Linked DNA regions of Mus musculus: region 2 is linked to region 1. Evidence: chromatin loops called from intact Hi-C (ENCODE). Cell type or tissue: heart. All regions are shown on one strand. Each heading gives the region's core, and the rest is flanking DNA. Links, peaks and the distances in the headings are about the cores only. Region 1 overlaps Gm43837 (a long non-coding RNA gene). Region 2 has its middle 5.1 kb from the start of Gm31363.

What was found. Peaks named below come from ENCODE experiments on the same cell type or tissue, not always from the same donor. Only the 100,000 strongest peaks of a DNase experiment are listed, where the experiment ranks them.
Region 2: a loop joins it to region 1, with 2.1 times the contacts of the local background. A loop is called at or near these places in 1 of 42 quality-filtered maps.

What each region holds. Positions count from the first base shown.
Region 1 is chr5:64,387,593-64,395,924 of GRCm38, reverse strand. Gm43837 (a long non-coding RNA gene) reads right to left here. Exons shown (of 3, transcript XR_003955925.1): 3 at 6,050-6,196. Among named protein-coding and RNA genes, the nearest start is that of Gm43837, 14 kb to the right of the region's middle. In heart, for the core only: a CTCF peak has its summit at 7,735; DNase peaks (open chromatin) are centred at 4,344 and 6,404; H3K27ac peaks cover 1,873 bases.
Region 2 is chr5:64,442,592-64,450,923 of GRCm38, reverse strand. No RefSeq gene overlaps it. Among named protein-coding and RNA genes, the nearest start is that of Gm31363, 5.1 kb to the left of the region's middle. In heart, for the core only: no CTCF peak of the experiment used is centred there; no DNase peak of the experiment used is centred there.

The DNA of each region.
Region 1 (8,332 bases), core at 249-8,248:
TGGTAACTGGCCCATGGGAAAGGATTGAGAAGCAGGGGGTATTTGATGCAAAATATAGAGGGGTTCCTCTAAGTTTCTCAATAGACAAGGCTGTCTGTGTCCCATGCTGGGGGCAGGCGGAGCCAAAAGAGTATAGAGAGGCCATGTGCTCGCCCCTCCAAACAGAGCAAACCAGTGTCCAGATGCTCGGACCTCAAACTTCTCATCTGTTCCCCTTCCTGGGCAGGGATTTCCCTGCTTAAGCCCCACTGCGAGGCTGTAGGGCAATACAGCATCACTTTCGGTAAACGGGCATTAGCCCCTTAGGGAAAGCAAGCATTAAACAGACCCATGAAGCAGAAACATTGCCCAGAGCACGGTTGGCCAGGATGGAAGAATCTGCTTAGGAAAAGCTGCTCCTTTAGGGACAGGAGTTCCATGCTTAACAATATGCTATTCACGGAGACTGCTGGAACAGCTAAGCTCTGAGGCCTAACTCAAAGGTGAATGCCCTTCGTTAAGTACTCAAAGGCATTTGGTACCTGAAGTAGAGCAGGCAAGTTATATACATGTGTACTGACTACTTTTATGTCAGCTTATGTCAGTTGAGGAGGGACCCTCAACTGAGAAAATGTCCCCACAAGACTGACCTGTGGGCAAGCCTGCAGAGCATTTTCTCGATTAATGGTTGATGTGGGTGGGCCCACCTTCAGTGAGCGGTGCCATCCTTTGGTGGGTAGTCCTGGATCATATAAGAAGATGGACTGAGTGAGCCAGGAGGAGCACGCAGCACCCCTCCATGGCCTCTACTTCAGTTCCTACCACCAAATTCCTGCCCCAAACTCTTCTCTCAGGGATGAACTGTTACCTAGAAGTGTAAGACAAAAATCAACTCATTTTTTTCTCAAGTTGCTTTTGGTCATGGTGTTTATCACGTTAGAAATCTTAACTAAGACCATACACATGTAAAATAGGCCGGTGGAACAGTTATCATTTCTATAATGTGAGGGGAATAATCCTCTTTAGCAAATTAATTATTAAGCATTCACCTACCTGGCTACTTTTTAAAATATTTATTATTCATTTTATTTGTTTATATGTTATTGTGTGTGTAGATAACTGTGTGTGACAGACGGGAGTGGGGTATACCAGTTTCCCTGGAGGCTGGTAGGGCCTGGGATCCCATGAAGCTGACCTTAAGGATAGTGATGAGCCATCCTTCTTGAGTGTTGGGGCCTGAGCTTGGGAACTCTTCAAAAGCAGCAATTGTTCTTAACCGATATACCATCTCTCAGACCCCAGCTGGCTACATTTTATCAAACATTTATTAGGTGTCAGATGCTGAGCAGGCATAGAGGCCCCTGCTGGATGCTGCTATGGCCTATATATGACTTGTGTGTGTTTACACATACACACAGAAGCAAAACTGATAGCACCAAAATGCCAGAGGAAATGATCTGGTAAAGTCTTGGGTCCACTAAGGCACCCTGACACTAACCCTGACCACTCTCTTTTATGGCTCAGCTTTCCTGGATCTCCACGCATCCCGTCCCTCCTCTTCCTGACATCATGTATACGTACATATATGTGTATGTCAGGTGGACACATTACATTTTATATATGCATGTATAATTTGCTTATTGCTTATCTATTTTGCCCTGCTAAAATGTAATCTCTTTGCAAGTAAGGAAAGAGAGGGGTGTTTTTTTTGTTTTTTGGGGTTTTTTTTTTTTTGGTTTTGTTTTTGGCTTTGGTTATTTTGGTCAGCTTTGATACATACCATGATGTATCTAGAAGAAAGTCTGGCATGGAATAGGCACTCAGTAAAGTTCCTCAAGTGTAATAGATCTGCTGGGGTAAAAGACAGTTATCCATCCATCCATCCATCCGTCCGTCCGTCCGTCCGTCTGTCTGTCCATCCATCCATCCATCATCCATCCATCCATCTATCTGCCATCCATCCATCTATCTGCCATCCATCTATCTGCTATCCATCCATCTGCCATCCATCCATTCATTGAGTAAGCATCTGTTGTCTTCTCTAGGTAAAGAGAAGACATTTTTTGATCTTCTCTAAGGGTTTGGTGGCCTGGACACAGAACAAAGATATTCTGACTGCTCTCATAGTGTGATCCAAGACTGCAGAGACAAATGCACAGGCCACATTCCTGAGCATGCCCGACCCTGGGTGTGGTGGTGACTTGCAGCGGTGACTTGCTGGGAATGAGGCTGGCCAGACATTGTGGGCACCAAGTCTAGAAACCTGGTCCCCTGGCTGAGCAGCTGAACCCTTACAATCCTCAGAGACGTAAGTTTCATTTTAAAATAACTCCCTTTAGATACAGACTTAGAACTCCATCAAAGCCAAATAAGCCAGCCCGTTTGAGAGGCAGAAAGCCAGATGGCAGGAATACCAAGAGCACTCTCTTCCTTGTTATCACTGATACTGGTCAAACCACGTTTTGCTGCTCTTCGAATCACAAAGGAATGGACTCACATTCACAGGTACTTTAAGAACACACTCAGACAGTCTCCAACTGTACACCAATCATTCCAGCCAAAGGATCAGAAGATGATGTGTGGAGGAAACACTCTCCTGGCTCTTCAACTACCAGCCACTTCCAGGGAAGGAAGACTTGCCTGCTTGAGCAGAGTGTACCTTGGGAAGAACGGATATGGGGTACAGCTAGAAAACCCATATGCTCTTTCTACTTCAGGCTGCATGTAGCCAGCCCAAGGAGAACTCGCTGAACCTCCATGGGTAGTGAGTTCCTTTCCAGACACCAGAAGCAGCCACAAATAGCAAGAAGGGTCTGGGACAGTTGATGACTGACCCTATGGAGCGGAGGCGATGCTATAAAAATCAGTTGCATACTGGCATCAGGAGACAGGCTGGCTGCTCCGGCAAAAACAGCATACAAAAATAATTCTGTTATAAACTGACTCTCTCCTATATATAGTAAAGACAAATAATCGCCCACTTCCCCCCGTTAATGTATCTTTCAGGTTCCTGTTTTTAAATAGCAGCTTTTCTGAAAAGCTCACCCTGCTGAACTTTCTAATGGTGGCCACAAAGGGAATATCTAGCCATCATGGAGATGACCATACAGGGGGACAGGAGGGAAGGGCAGGCTATGAGAGGGACCCTGTAGCTCACCCACAGGGAAAAGCAGGCCACTTGGGAAAAATCCAGACGCATTAGTTCCAGATTTTGTTGTTGTTGTTGTTGCTGTTGGTTCCTGTTCTCTGGCAGGCCAGAGCACTCTGCAGAAAGGGGACCTCCCAGGGCCCTTCCAGCCTGCTTCTCCTGCATGACCTGCACCTGCTCTGGGGCACGATAAAATATCTAGGGATAACACCCGGGGCGGAAGCCATGTGCATGGTCAAGGTCTATGCAATGTACTGATCTCTGATCAGTTACGATGCTATCAAAGTTGCCTTCCCTCACCGGTACAGCTTAAAAGCAAAGAACCAGACACCCCTCCTATGAGTGGCTCTGCCCAGGACCTGTATCTCAGCCCGTGTGTTGAGAAAGACAGACCCCGTCGTAAGCTGTGACCTTTACCGGCAGAAGCTTGCACTGTTCGCGGATGGAAGGAGACACAGTCACTCTTCCAACCATCTCCAGCTGAGCCCCGCTGGGAGCTGCTACCTCCTGTACACCTTGTCGTTCTACCCTAGAGACTTCATTTTTCTCTTCTTTTTACCTGTTTCCTCCCTCAGGCCTGGGAAGAGATGTAAGCCCTCACGGCTTTCTTACAACCACTCTCCTGAAAGACAAGTGACCAGAAGAGGAGATATCCCAGCAATAGGAAACACCATGAAGAACACCTCTCTAGAGTTCCATTAAGCTCTGGGAACAGGATCATGGTAATATTGTGCTGAGCATAAAGGTCTGAAATAGCTGCAGAGTGGTGGCCTTCCAGCTACTTCAGTGGGAGACTATGAATCCCTTGTCCTTTCAGTGAGCGTGTGGGGGATACAGTGTCTGCACCACTCAAGCTTAGTGCACTGTTCTAGACCCAGCACTGACTGGTGCTTACCTGGGATGGTACCCAAAACCTGCCAAACTTCTGTCCGTCTTGCTATCATCATTTCCGGTGTATGAGCAAGGCTTTAGTGGCCCTGAAAGATTGAGGGATCTCCCCAGGAGTACAGAGCTACATCATGAAAAGCCAGGACCAAAGTCCCTTCAGGACACTTAGCGGTTCCATTCTCCTGCCCCAAGAAGAGATGTCCAAAGGAGATTGCACAACCCACACTGAAAGTTGGTTCCAGGCACTGCCCTCAGAAAAGTCCCTCACCGAGCATTTGAGCTTCTCTCACTTCAGTCACAGTCCATTTCCTCTTCCCAGCCGGCCGGCATGCTAGAGAATTAGGTGTGGCAACTTCCAAGAAGGGAGGGAGGTACCCACCCCCACCCCCACCCCCCTCAGGACATCCTACAGCTCTGAATGGGAGCATTCCTTCACAGTAGTTGTGCTGGAACCAAAACCCTTCCTGTGAAGGTCACCTGCCCCCATCAGGAAGTCCCCCACCCCCTGCATCCTTGTCAAAAGCTCCTCCCCCCCCCACACCCCCTCCATCTTGGAGAGCAAAGGTTCATTAGCTTGCTAAGAAATCACATCTCTGCCTCTGGTGCAACAAGCCTAGGGTCTTGCAGCAGACAAATGGTATTTTTGGTTCCTTGGTAAGTCTACAAACCCAGGGTTCCATCTCCTGGCATTAAATAGCTTCCTTCCTAATTGGAGCATGCTCAAAAGTCAGACCCACCATAGGGCTTGTTAAAATTCTGATGGCAGTACTCCACCCACAGGTAGGACCCTGGGGCCTGTATCTCTAACAAGTTCCCAAGAGATGTTGATGCTGCTGGCCCTGGACCACACTCCGCATCTCCAGGGATTACTTTGTGGTGCAGCATTAGCCCCAGCAATGCCATTTTCACAAAGCACCATTTAAAACATGATTCCAGGATAACATATTATGTAAGACCCCAGAAGCACAAATCAGCATGTGAGGTCAAGAGGTAGAGGAGAGTGAAGAGCGTGAAGCCAGGTAAGCCCTAGCCAAACACTGAGAAGAGAGCTCTGGACGTCCTGTGCCTCCCATAAGGAGCGCACATCAAGGGATCGTGGAAAAAGTCTTGTTTATAGTCAGGCTTTCTTTCTCATTCCTGAGGCGACCACAGCTGACCTGGGCAAAACAGGCCTGCCCTGCCCAGACCTGCCCAAGGTGTTCCCTCATTCCTTGGAGGTGAAGATGGTACGGGCGGGGGGGCGGGGGGGAGTTGTGGGAAGGGGTATGGGGGACATGGTCTGGGGATACTGTCTGTCTCAGCCTGCCAGCCCAAGTGGACTCTGAAATTCCAATCTGAGTAGCTGAGAAGACAGAAAATGTTCTGACCCTTTCTGCAATCACAATTTCTTAGAAACATCAACATCAGAAGGTAAAACCTGAGTAGATTAACCACTCAACTTCTTCCCAAATTCTTTTGCCCGTTCCATTCCTTCTGAATGGAAATTTCTTTCTTGTGGCTATTCCTAGTCTCCCTTCCACAGTCAGCTATGGCTCCTGTCTGGGCGGTGGTCTCAGGCACTTCTCCCTCTTTGGCTTCCACACTTGCAGCATCCTTAAACCTTCAGCCAATCAGCATCTCCTTTGCAGGCTCCTTTGCCTCCTCCCTTTGTTCTTTCTGAATGATCATTTTCTTTTCTGTGACATCGACAACAAGAACTGAAGAAACAGAAGGAAAGGTAGCTGTAAGCAGAGGGAGGCTGGAAAGGGATTTTCTCTCAGAGAGAGAAGAAAGAAAGAGTGTAGAGATGCCTAGCAGCCCCCTGGAGGTTTTGAGGAAAGAGAACCCAGGCAGGTTCTGGAAGCAACAGAAAGAAACAGGGTGGAGATTGTAGCAGGGGTGGCTCTGTGGTGTGGTTACAGAGTGTGAAAAATGCAGTAAAGGGGATACAGCAATTCTGAAACCTCCCCTGGTGCCAGGGACCCTTATGCTTTAACTGCATCACCACTGTGGGACTAGGTGGCCTGGGCTCAGCCTTCATTGGCTCACCTCCGCACGATCCTTCCATCTTTGACCTTGCCCTTTCCAGTGTCTGGCACAGTGCCTAGGCTGTGGTAGTTGCTCAGAAAGGGCTCCCTTCTTTCCTCTCTCCAGCTCCGGGGCATCCTTCATGTTGACATGGGGACAGAATTGGAGTTGAGGCTGATAGGACAATAGGAGATGAGGAGGGAGGGTAAATAATGCATAGCACTGAACCCTCCCCCCCCCCCCACACCCTGGACCAAATACCAGCCTCACAATGCTGATCTTGGCAGGGGGCCCACCATCTACCAGACCCCCCCACCCCCGCAGGCCTCTGGGGTATGGCTAATTAAAGACACGCTTACTCATTTCATTCCCAAGTCACTATTTAAGGAAATAGAACCATGCCATTCCTCTAAGGCCTCTGACCTTAGATACTAGAGGCAAACAATGCCGGGGCTTGTCCAAGTGGCCATAAATGCAGAGCTGTTCAAAGAGCAATTGAGGGCCAGAAAGGGAGGACAGCACAGGCCACACAGCTGGGCCAGCTGCTGGATGGTCCCCTCCTTCCATTCTCCCCACTCTCTCCTCTTCCCCATCCCCTGCAGAAGCTAGTGGCAACCCTCCCACCCTGACACCCCCTCCCTACCACCTCCTCACAGTTAGCTCCTGGTTTTCTGAGCTCATTCAGACTCCTAGCTGACTCAGAGAAGCCTTAGTGATCTCCATGGATTTCAAGCAGGAGCAACTTGCAGCCTCTGGGATTTTTCAGGGTTTTTTGAGACTAAAGAAAAACATGGCTTTTGTATCTGTGTGTCGTGTATGTGCACATGTATGTTCATGTGTACATGTCTATCTATGCATGTAGGCAGAAGTCAGATAAGGACACCTGGGATCTTGTCCCATTACTCTCCTTTTTATTCCTCCTAGACAGGGTCTCTGAACCTGTGTCTGGACTGATGTATTGAGGATTGGTTCTAATGCTTTGATTTAATCAGGAATCTGTGTGTCCAAATGCTGAAGGACCTTGTCCCCAATTGGTTTTTGATTGATCAATAAAGATGCTAGCAGTCAATGGTTGGGCAAAAGGAGATGGACCGGGACACTTAGATTTGCGAGGGCTTGGGATAGAGAAGTGGAGACAGAGGATTGCCTGAGATGGCTTGAGATGAGTTGAGAGATGGCTCAGATTTAGAGCTGTGGCAGAGAGAGCCTCTGAGCAGTGTAAGAATTCTGGTAAGTGGCCACTGCCCACTTCCCTATTGGGCCTGGGGTAGCAGGCAAAGGCTTAGCACTGCCTAACCTTTGAGCTAATCACAGCATTTCAAAAACAAGCTAGTGTGTGTGTATCTTTCATTCGCCAATGAAAGAGTCCCTTGGTGGGTGACTGGAAGTGTGTGACCGGCCGGGAGCACAAAGTGGAATGGTATGTCTCTGCTTCTCCACCAGCCCCCTTCTCAGCATTGGGGTTAGAGGTGCACATAGAGCCATGCCTGGCTTTTTATGTGCATCATGGGATCCAATTCTGGTCTTTTAACGCTCTTGCTTATGGAGTCATGTGTTCAGTCCCCAAACACAAACTTTAATCAACACACTCTTGGCTGGGATCTGCCTATGTCAGATGTGGTATTGAGAAGGGAAGGGCAGAGAATGCAAAGCTTTCGATAGACTGTAGTGATCACTCAATAAAGGGCCTCCAGAGACTGCTCTCTGCTTCCTGCAGATGGAGCCTCTTGAGAACTTCCTCTGACAGCCATGAGCTCTGCAACTCCCTCCCTGCTGTGATGAGCTGAAACCTCTGAACCCGAGAACCAACATAAACTCTCCTCCACCATCTCTCTCCTCCACCATCTCTCTCCTCCACCATCTCTCTCCTCTACCATTTCTGTTGGAGATAGTGGTCAGAGTGATATTCAAGTAACAAACACAGAAAACAGATAGCAGAGAAGTAGGGTGACTTCTATGAACACCCCAAAGTCATCCTGCTTAGACTTTGGCAGATGATTTGTGGAAGGAATTTGGAAGTTTGGGGCAGTGGACTGGAGAAGCCCTGACATGCTGTGAATGTAATGGATGATTCTGGTCCAAATGTAGAAGACCCAGAATGCTGACAGAAACACGGATGGCAAAGGACAGGCTCAGAGGCTCCAGACAAGGACAGGGATTGTATAGGGAATTAGATCTCAAGTCATTTCTATTATATCTCCAGAAGGAATTTGTCTGTATTCTTTAAGGTCTTTAAATTTTGAAGTGAAGCTGGGTTTTTCTGTTGTTTTGTTTCCAAGGCAGGGTTTGTCTGTGTAGCCCCCACTGTTC
Region 2 (8,332 bases), core at 185-8,184, 55 kb before region 1:
AAGCCTGGCGATTTGAGGTCCATTGTAAAACCATACTAAAAGCTGACTTTGGTGGCATGCACCTGTAATCCCAGCAGTCCTGTAGCAAGGCCGAGAAATGAGCATCACAGGGAAACTCTTGGGCTAGTTAGCCTAACGTAAGCACACAGCATCAAGAATAAGAAAGACCCTGCCTTGACACAGTGGAAGTGAAAACTGACTCCTTAAAGGTATCCTCTGGACCCCACATGCATCCTATGGTGCTGCATGTACACATGTCTCTCTCTCACACACACACACTAAAAATAAGTAAAAGTTAAAGAGAAAACATAAATTTTAAATTCTCATTGTAGCACTAGATATGAAAATAACAAACTCTACGCAACGTAAATGTCCAGTGGGAGAGGGTTCCTTAGGAAGCCTAATACATTCATGCAATGGTATTCTACGAGGACATGAAAATGCTAGAGAAGAGATTCATGATGCGCAGTGCTACACCGCAGGCTGGGATGGAGCCCAGGGGAGGAGCACTTACCCAGCATGGGTGAGGCCCTAAGTCCATGGATAGTGGACAAAGGGAAAAGGTGATAAAAATCAAAGCAACCCATGAAACTTTCTATTTTTTAAAAAAATGCCTATCTATGGGGTTGCTAACACTGGCCATCTCCATTTATCTTAATTACAAGCGATTACATTTTTTTATTGTTATATATTTTCTAAACTCTTTACACTAAATCTGATTTGGTTGTCTTTTCCCATGTTTTCTTCCTTCCTTTCCTTCCTTCCTTCTTTCCTTCCTTCCTTCCTTCCTTCCTTCCTTCCTTCCTTCCTTCCTTCCTGTCTTCCTTCCTGCCTGCCTGCCTGCCTTCCTTCCTGCCTTCCTTCTTTCCTTTCTTTCTTTCTCCCTTCCTTTCTTCCTTCCTTCCTTCCTTCCTTCCTTTCTTTCTTTCTTCCTTTCTTCCTTTCTTCCTTTCTTCCTTTCTTCCTTTCTTCCTTTCTTCCTTTCTTCCTTTCTTCCTTTCTTCCTTTCTTCCTTTCTTCCTTTCTTTCTTTCTTTCTTTCTTTCTTTCTTCCTTCCTTCCTTCCTTCCTTCCTTCCTTCCTTCCTTCCTTCCTCTCTCTCTCTCTCTCTCTCTCTCTCTCTCTCTCTCTCTCTTTCTTTCTTTCTTTCTTAGATTTACTTATTTGACTTTCTGTTTAGGAATGCTCTGCCTGCTTTATGGATGTGGACTGTGTGAATGGCTGGTGTCCACAAAACTTAGGAGAGGAACATCTGATCCTCTGAATTTACAAATGGTTGTGGGCTACTGTGTGGATGCAGGGAATTGAACCAGGGTCCTTAGAAAAGCAACAAGTGCTGTAAAACACCAAGCAATCTCTCCAGCCCTTCTCCCAAGTTCTAAATGTATGCAGCAATATTATAGTAATAGTAATGTCGGATGATTCTTTTGGGTATAGTTTGAAAATACAAGAAAAAAATTGTCTAGAGTGTTGTCTAAGGTTTGACAGCCCATGTGCACAATCACGGTGCAGAAAACATCTGCCTTTGATGCCTGTAATCAGCTCCCTCCCCACTCTGTTCAGCCCCAGGCAGCTTTTGACCTATAGCTGTTCTTCCTGTGGTTCTAAGCTTTCCAGAATGTCCAAGAAATGAAATCATACAGTGTACACTCTTCTCAATCTGGCTTTTTAAAAAAAAACATGGCCTAAAATTCTAAAAATTATTTAAAATATTCTTGGATGAGTAGCTCATGATAGAAACTCAAATATCCACTCATGAACTGATGAACACTTGAGGGATTGTCTCTAGACTTTTTTTTAATTATGTAGATATTTTTGACCTTGTCTGATGTGTATATGTTTTCACTTCTTCCATATTTCACATATACTTAGAGTTTGGGATTGCCAGGTTTTGCCGTCAGTACACTCCTGACTGCACTATTTTTCCACCAATTACTTGGAAGGTGAATTGGTCTTGGGAGTTTGGCTTGCTTATGTTTTTTGTTTTGATAGAGTTGTTTAAAGTTGTCCTAATACTCACAGAACCACATCCTCTGGTTTTGACTTGCATTTCCTTAACGAGGAACAGCGTTGGGCATCTTTTTCCTGGGCTCCATCACAGTTATGTCTGTTTGATGGAAAGGCTGCTCCACCTTTCACCTACTTTTAAAGGAACTTAGTGTGCTTCTACTGAGTTACAATGGTTCCTTTATTGGCTCTGGAAATCTCTTATGAAGGAGTGATCTGTGAGGCTTTCTGCTGGTCTGTGGCTCTTCTCTTGACAGGAATTTTCAAAGAACAGAAGTACTTAATTCTGATGAAGCCCAACTTAATACCTTTTTAAAAGTCAGCTGAGCTTTTGTGTGGTGTCTGAGAAATCATGCTGCACCCTAATCATGAAGCCCTCGCCTGTGTTTCCTTTCGGAGTCAATGGTTCCAGGTTTTACATTAGGATTTAAACAGCTACATATCTGCAAATCGTTCCTTCCTGTCTGTGTTCTTCTTTTCCATATTTAAGATGTCCTTGGAGGAGTTCTGAATTTCAGTGAAGACAAATTCATTTTTTAATGGTTTGTATGACTTTATTTTTACCCTTATATTTAAACTAAAAAAAAAATTGTTTTTTAATGTTTGTCCCTCTTCTTCCTTCCTCTTCCCTCTCCCCAGGTTTTTCTACTTTCTTCCTCCCTTTCTTCCCATTCTCTCTTCCTCCCTCACCTCACTTCACCTTCCTCTCCGCAATCTCTCCCTCCTTCCTTCCATGGAGAGAGCCCTGGAGAATATCAGGCTGAGCTGTGGTTTCTAAAGGCCAGTTCCTCTGAGGTTTCTGCACAGTGGGTTTTCAGGCCTCAGGTCAGAAGCACACTGGAGGAAGACAAGCAAACCCAGTGATGAGATCAGTGACAGATACAAATGACAGGCCTGTGGTCATTAAAGCCACATACTTCCTAGCCACTCCGCAAAGTCAAGAGATGCTTACACGATTCCTCACGAGTCTCAAAATGTAAACAGAGTGAGACTGTTCTGGGAGGGAACATAAATAATCTAGCTATGGCTGGTGTTGAGGGCATCTCCCACCACTTCCAGCACAGTTATTTGACAGTAGACGGCCATTGAGACAGTGATCGCTGTAGCACATTTTCCAGAGAGAGAATGTGTGCAGTGTATCCTATTTAGTGGATTAAATAAGACCAGAACCACTTCAGAGGTGTTTTATGACCTGTAAGGATCCTGGGTTCTTAGACTGATTTCTATTTTACATAATATTTCATATGTATTAAGGACCAATTTTTAAAAGTATAACACATCTGAACAAAAATATTCGAAATCAATGATAATCTGGCTGAAAGAACCATATCAAAATTTTAGAAGGAAAGTTTTCCCTATGATGTCATTTAGGGAGAAAAATCCGAGGCCAAGAGTGATTTTTCCTTTCAGATTCTGGTTTGGGAATTGTAATAGTCCTCTCTCTAACCCAGCTTTGGCTCAGACATGGGATTGGTTTAAAAAAAAAAAAAACAGTGCAGTCGTGAACTGAAATGAACTTGCTAATCCTCTTTCCATTCCCACATAGACAGATCTACCTTGGAACCCATGGGGAACAAATCAAGACACCAGAGAGAAATGATAGCAGAGTCTCCTGGAGCAAGCACGCCCCGAGGAAGCAAGCATCCTCTGCCTTTCCTGGGCTATACTGTGTGCAGACACTATGAGGGTATTAAGAAGGAAAAGGTTGGTGATAGCAAACGAGTGTCCCCACAGTCACACATGGAACATGGCTTTCGCCCTGCTCTCTGACAAACCCTTAGACCTTATGGAAGTGACACCATAGCCATTGGTTCATATTTCCCCCGAAATTCAGAACAAAGAAACGTCAGGCCAGGAAACAGCTAGTACAGGAAGCTGTCCTGCATTGTAAAGACCTGGCCATGGTGGGTCTTGAAATATTTTTGTAGGGGAAAGACACGGGCCAGGCCAGCCTGGAACTCCCCTTGCTCTTAACCTGCAGGTAGGCCCTTGTGTTAGGTCATAGTGGTTCACATGGGATCACTTTTCCTCCTGGTTAAGTCTTCAGTTTCCTGAGGGCAGGGAAACCCCACAGCAAGCACAGTACAACACTATTAAAGGAAAGCTATAAATAATCACTGATTAATACCCCATGATATAAATAGAGGAGGCAAATAAACTTTCAGAGGCTTAAAAATGGACAACTCTTACAATAATACCAAGGAGTTGGACTAACGAGTCCTACAATGAGGTGTTTGTTTGAGACAATGTCTTACTGTATAGCCCAGGCTAGGATGGAACTAGTGATCGCCCTCCTTCAGCCTACCAACTGCTGAGATTATAGGAGTTTACCACTATGCCCAGCCATTAAGGAGGGTGGGTTTAGGTTTGTTTGTTTGGTTTGGTTTTTCGAGACAGGGTTTCTCTGTATAACTCTGGCTGTCCTGGAACTCACTCTGTAGACCAGGCTGGCCTCAAACTCAGAAATCCGCCTGCCTCTGCCACCCGAGTGCTGGGATTAAAGGCGTGTGCCACCATGCCCGGCTTATTTGTTTGTTTAACATAGAATTGTTAACAATGAATCTTTGCTATTATTTCTGTGTAACTTTCCATTTCCTGCCAAGCCTAGAAACCTAAGTAAAAAAAATCTTGATGTTTTATGACCTCCAATTATCCTTAAAACTATCTAAGGAAGCCTTATTCAGCCCAATGTTCTTGATCTCAAAGCATACATAGAAGGCAATGTTTTCAATTGCAGAAAGGATAATTTGAACAGACATTTCACCAAGAGATACACAAACCATGAATGAGCTCATGCAAAGCTCAAGGGCAGGCAGCCACCAGTCATGAGAGATGCAAGGGAACCACAGTGAGACGCCATTCAAGGGGAAAAATAAAACCATAGACAACACCAAGTGTTGGTGAGGCAGACAGACCCAGAGGAACCTTCACAGACAGGAATGCAAAGGGGTATGTCATTTAGGAACACAGTTGAGCAGACTCCACTATAGACTTACTTTCTGTGTGCATGCTGAATTACCTAGTGTCTTAGTTAATGTTTTACTGCTATGAACAGACACCATGACCAAGCCAACTCTTATAAGGGCAACATTTAATTGGGGCTGGTTTACAGATTCAAAGGTTCAGTCTAGCATCATCAAGGCAGGAGCATGGCAGTGCCCATGCAGGCATGGTGCAGGAGGAGCTGAGAATTCAACCTCTTCATCTGAAGGCTACCAGGAGAAGACTGACTCCCACATGGATAGGAGGGTCTCATTGCCCATGCCTACAATGACATACTTCTTCCAACAAGACCAAACCTACTTTAACACAGCCACACCTCCTCATAGTGTCACTCCCTAGACCAAGCATATACAAACCACTACACCTGGGAAACTCACCCCGTGTTTTTCCTCCAGAGAAAATAAAGTATATGCATGCAAAAATTATAGAAGCTTTTTTTTAACTAACCAAAAACTTGAAAGACCCCTCAAATGCCCATTGATGTATAAAGAAATTGTGATAAATCCATGCAATGACAAATATATTCATCAATAAAAGGAAACCAATATATGTGACAGCATGGATAAATACCATGTGTGTTACGATGAATGAATAAAGCCAGACTCAAAAGGCTACAGATTATGTGCCCCATTTAAACAGTCATCTGAAATGGATGAAAATCCATAGCTGCAAGAGAAGCAGTGAAAGGGTTGATAACAAAGGGGCATGAGGAATGTAAAGGGATGGAAATGTTCTCTGTCCAAGTTGTGATAGTCCCTGACCTTATGCACTTGTCAAAACAAGCAGAGCCACAGAAACAAGCCAAAGAGACTGGAAGGCTGGACTAAGATTCAAACCTCGTCTCCCACATGTGGAGGATCTGAAGGGCTTGCTTGAGTACTGTCCACAGGAAGGATGTGATCTCTATGTCCTCCATGTCCTTTGCTATAGCACTACAATGGAAGCATTCATTGGGACCCAGGTGTCAGCTCTGTCCCTGAAGTCCGGTGTAGCAGATAGAAAGTCATCCCCTTTCAGTCCTGTGCTTTTATAAAGTATCTGTCATAGTCTGACCAGGCTACTATAACAAAATGCCTTAAGCTACATGGCTTATAGGCAACAGAAGTTTATTGATCACAGGTCTAGGGGCTGTGCAGTCCAAGATCTAGACATTGGAGGATTTGGTGAAGACTCACTTTATGGTTCTTAAATGATATCCCCAGCTGGTGAGAGGGTCTCTGGGACCTGTTTCATTATATTCTTTAGACAGGGCCTCACTCTGAGCCCAAGCTGACCTTGAACTTGAGCCCTCCTGCCTCAGCATCCTGAGTGTTAGAATTATAAATCTGTGCTTGGCTCCAAGGCCTCTTTAACAAGGTGGCTAATCTTCATGAGGAGGGATCAGCCCTAATTATTTAATCACCTCTTAAAAATCTTCCTTCTTATTAATCCTCTGAGTTAGGACTTCAACACATGGATTTGGGCTTGGGAGACAAATAATCAGACTAGCAAAGCTTCCATTGTATCTAATCTCAATTCCAGTGTGTCAGTCGGATTCCATGCCTCTATGGTTAGGTAGCCTCACCAATAGAGCTCCAATCTATCCATCTCTTGTAGACTTCGGATCCACTATGTCTTTCTAGGGTCTACTTTTGCTTTTCAACAGGTTTGGGCATTTTGAAAAATCTTTATTTTCCAGCAGCTCTTGAGTCAGATGAACCCAGTGGGCCAAACAGCACGGCACTCCTCCCCTGTGATGCAGGCTATCCTCCCAAGCCCACCCCAGACGACGGAGACCCTAGTAGTGATGCTAACAGTCAACAATATCTAGTCTTGAGCTGGGGGAGTTACGTAATTAGTAAAGAGCTCACCTAACATGGGCGAAGTCCTGGCTTCTATCCCCAGCTCTGTATTAAACTGCTGTTGTGATGAACATCCAAAGTCCTTGAACTTGGAAGAGAGAGGCAGAAGGATCAGAAGCTCAGAGTCTTCCTCAGCTACATGGAATTTGTGGCTAGCCTGGGGTACATGATAGCCTGCGTCAAAAAATTAATTAATTAAAAATAAAAATCGCCAGGTGTGGTGGTGCACGCCTTTAATCCCAGCACTTGGGAGGCAGAGGCAGGTGGATTTCTGAGTTCGAGGCCAGTCTGGTCTACAAAGTGAGTTCCAGGACAGCCAGGGCTACACAGAGAAACCCTGTCTCGGAAAAAAAAATTGAAAAAAAATTTCTATCTGCTTCACATTCGGGGAAGACAAGCTCTGAAACCTCCCACCCACACTGCAGCCCATGCTCTCTATTATCTGGATGGCATTCGGGCTACAAGAAACATCTACTCCACTGTGAAAAGAAACAGAGTAGTGAAAGGGGGAGACAGGGAGGAAGAAAGACGCCCAGGAAGGTCAGAAGGCAGAAAGAAATGCGAACAAATAAGATGAAAACGAGCCTTGGTGACCAGAGGAGGCTCTGCATGTTGCTTATAAGGTGCACGACCTGAGTACAGAGGAGGAAGGAATGATGTGCTGGGAGCATGGAAGGAGGTTTCCCGTCACCTGACCCCCATGTCAGCCCAAACATGCATATAGGCAGAAACACATACACACAGAGACATACAAATACACATACACACACACACACACACACACACATATACATGCATATACACACACAAACACACACATATACACACCCATACACACACACACACACACACATACATGGGTGCACACACAGGTACTATCTTAGTCAGAGTTTCTAACCCTGCACAAACATCATGACCAAGAAGCAAGTTGGGGAAGAAAGGGTTTATTTGGCTTACACTTCCATACTGCTGTTCATCACCAGGGAAGTCAGGACTGGAACTCAAGCAGGTCAGAAAGCAGGAGCTGATGCAGAGGCCATGGAGGGATGTTCTTTACTGGCTTGCTTCCCCTGGCTTGCTCAGCCTGCTCTCTTATAGAACCAAGACTACCAGCCCAGAGATGGTCCCACCCACAAGGGGCCTTTCCCCCTTGATCACTAATTGAGAAAATGCCTTACAGTTGTATCTCATGGAGGCATTTCCTCAACTGAAGCTCCTTTCTCTGTGATAACTCCAGCTGTGTCAAGTTGACACAAAACTAGCCAGTACAGACACACACACATATACACCCAAACACACACATACACACACAAACTTACACACACAGACACACATATACATACACACATACACAATCACACACACATACACATACACACACAGACTTATACAAACAAACACACATATACACTTACACACACACAGACGCATAAGAAACATACAGGACACAGACACATATATACACAGAGACACATAGACACA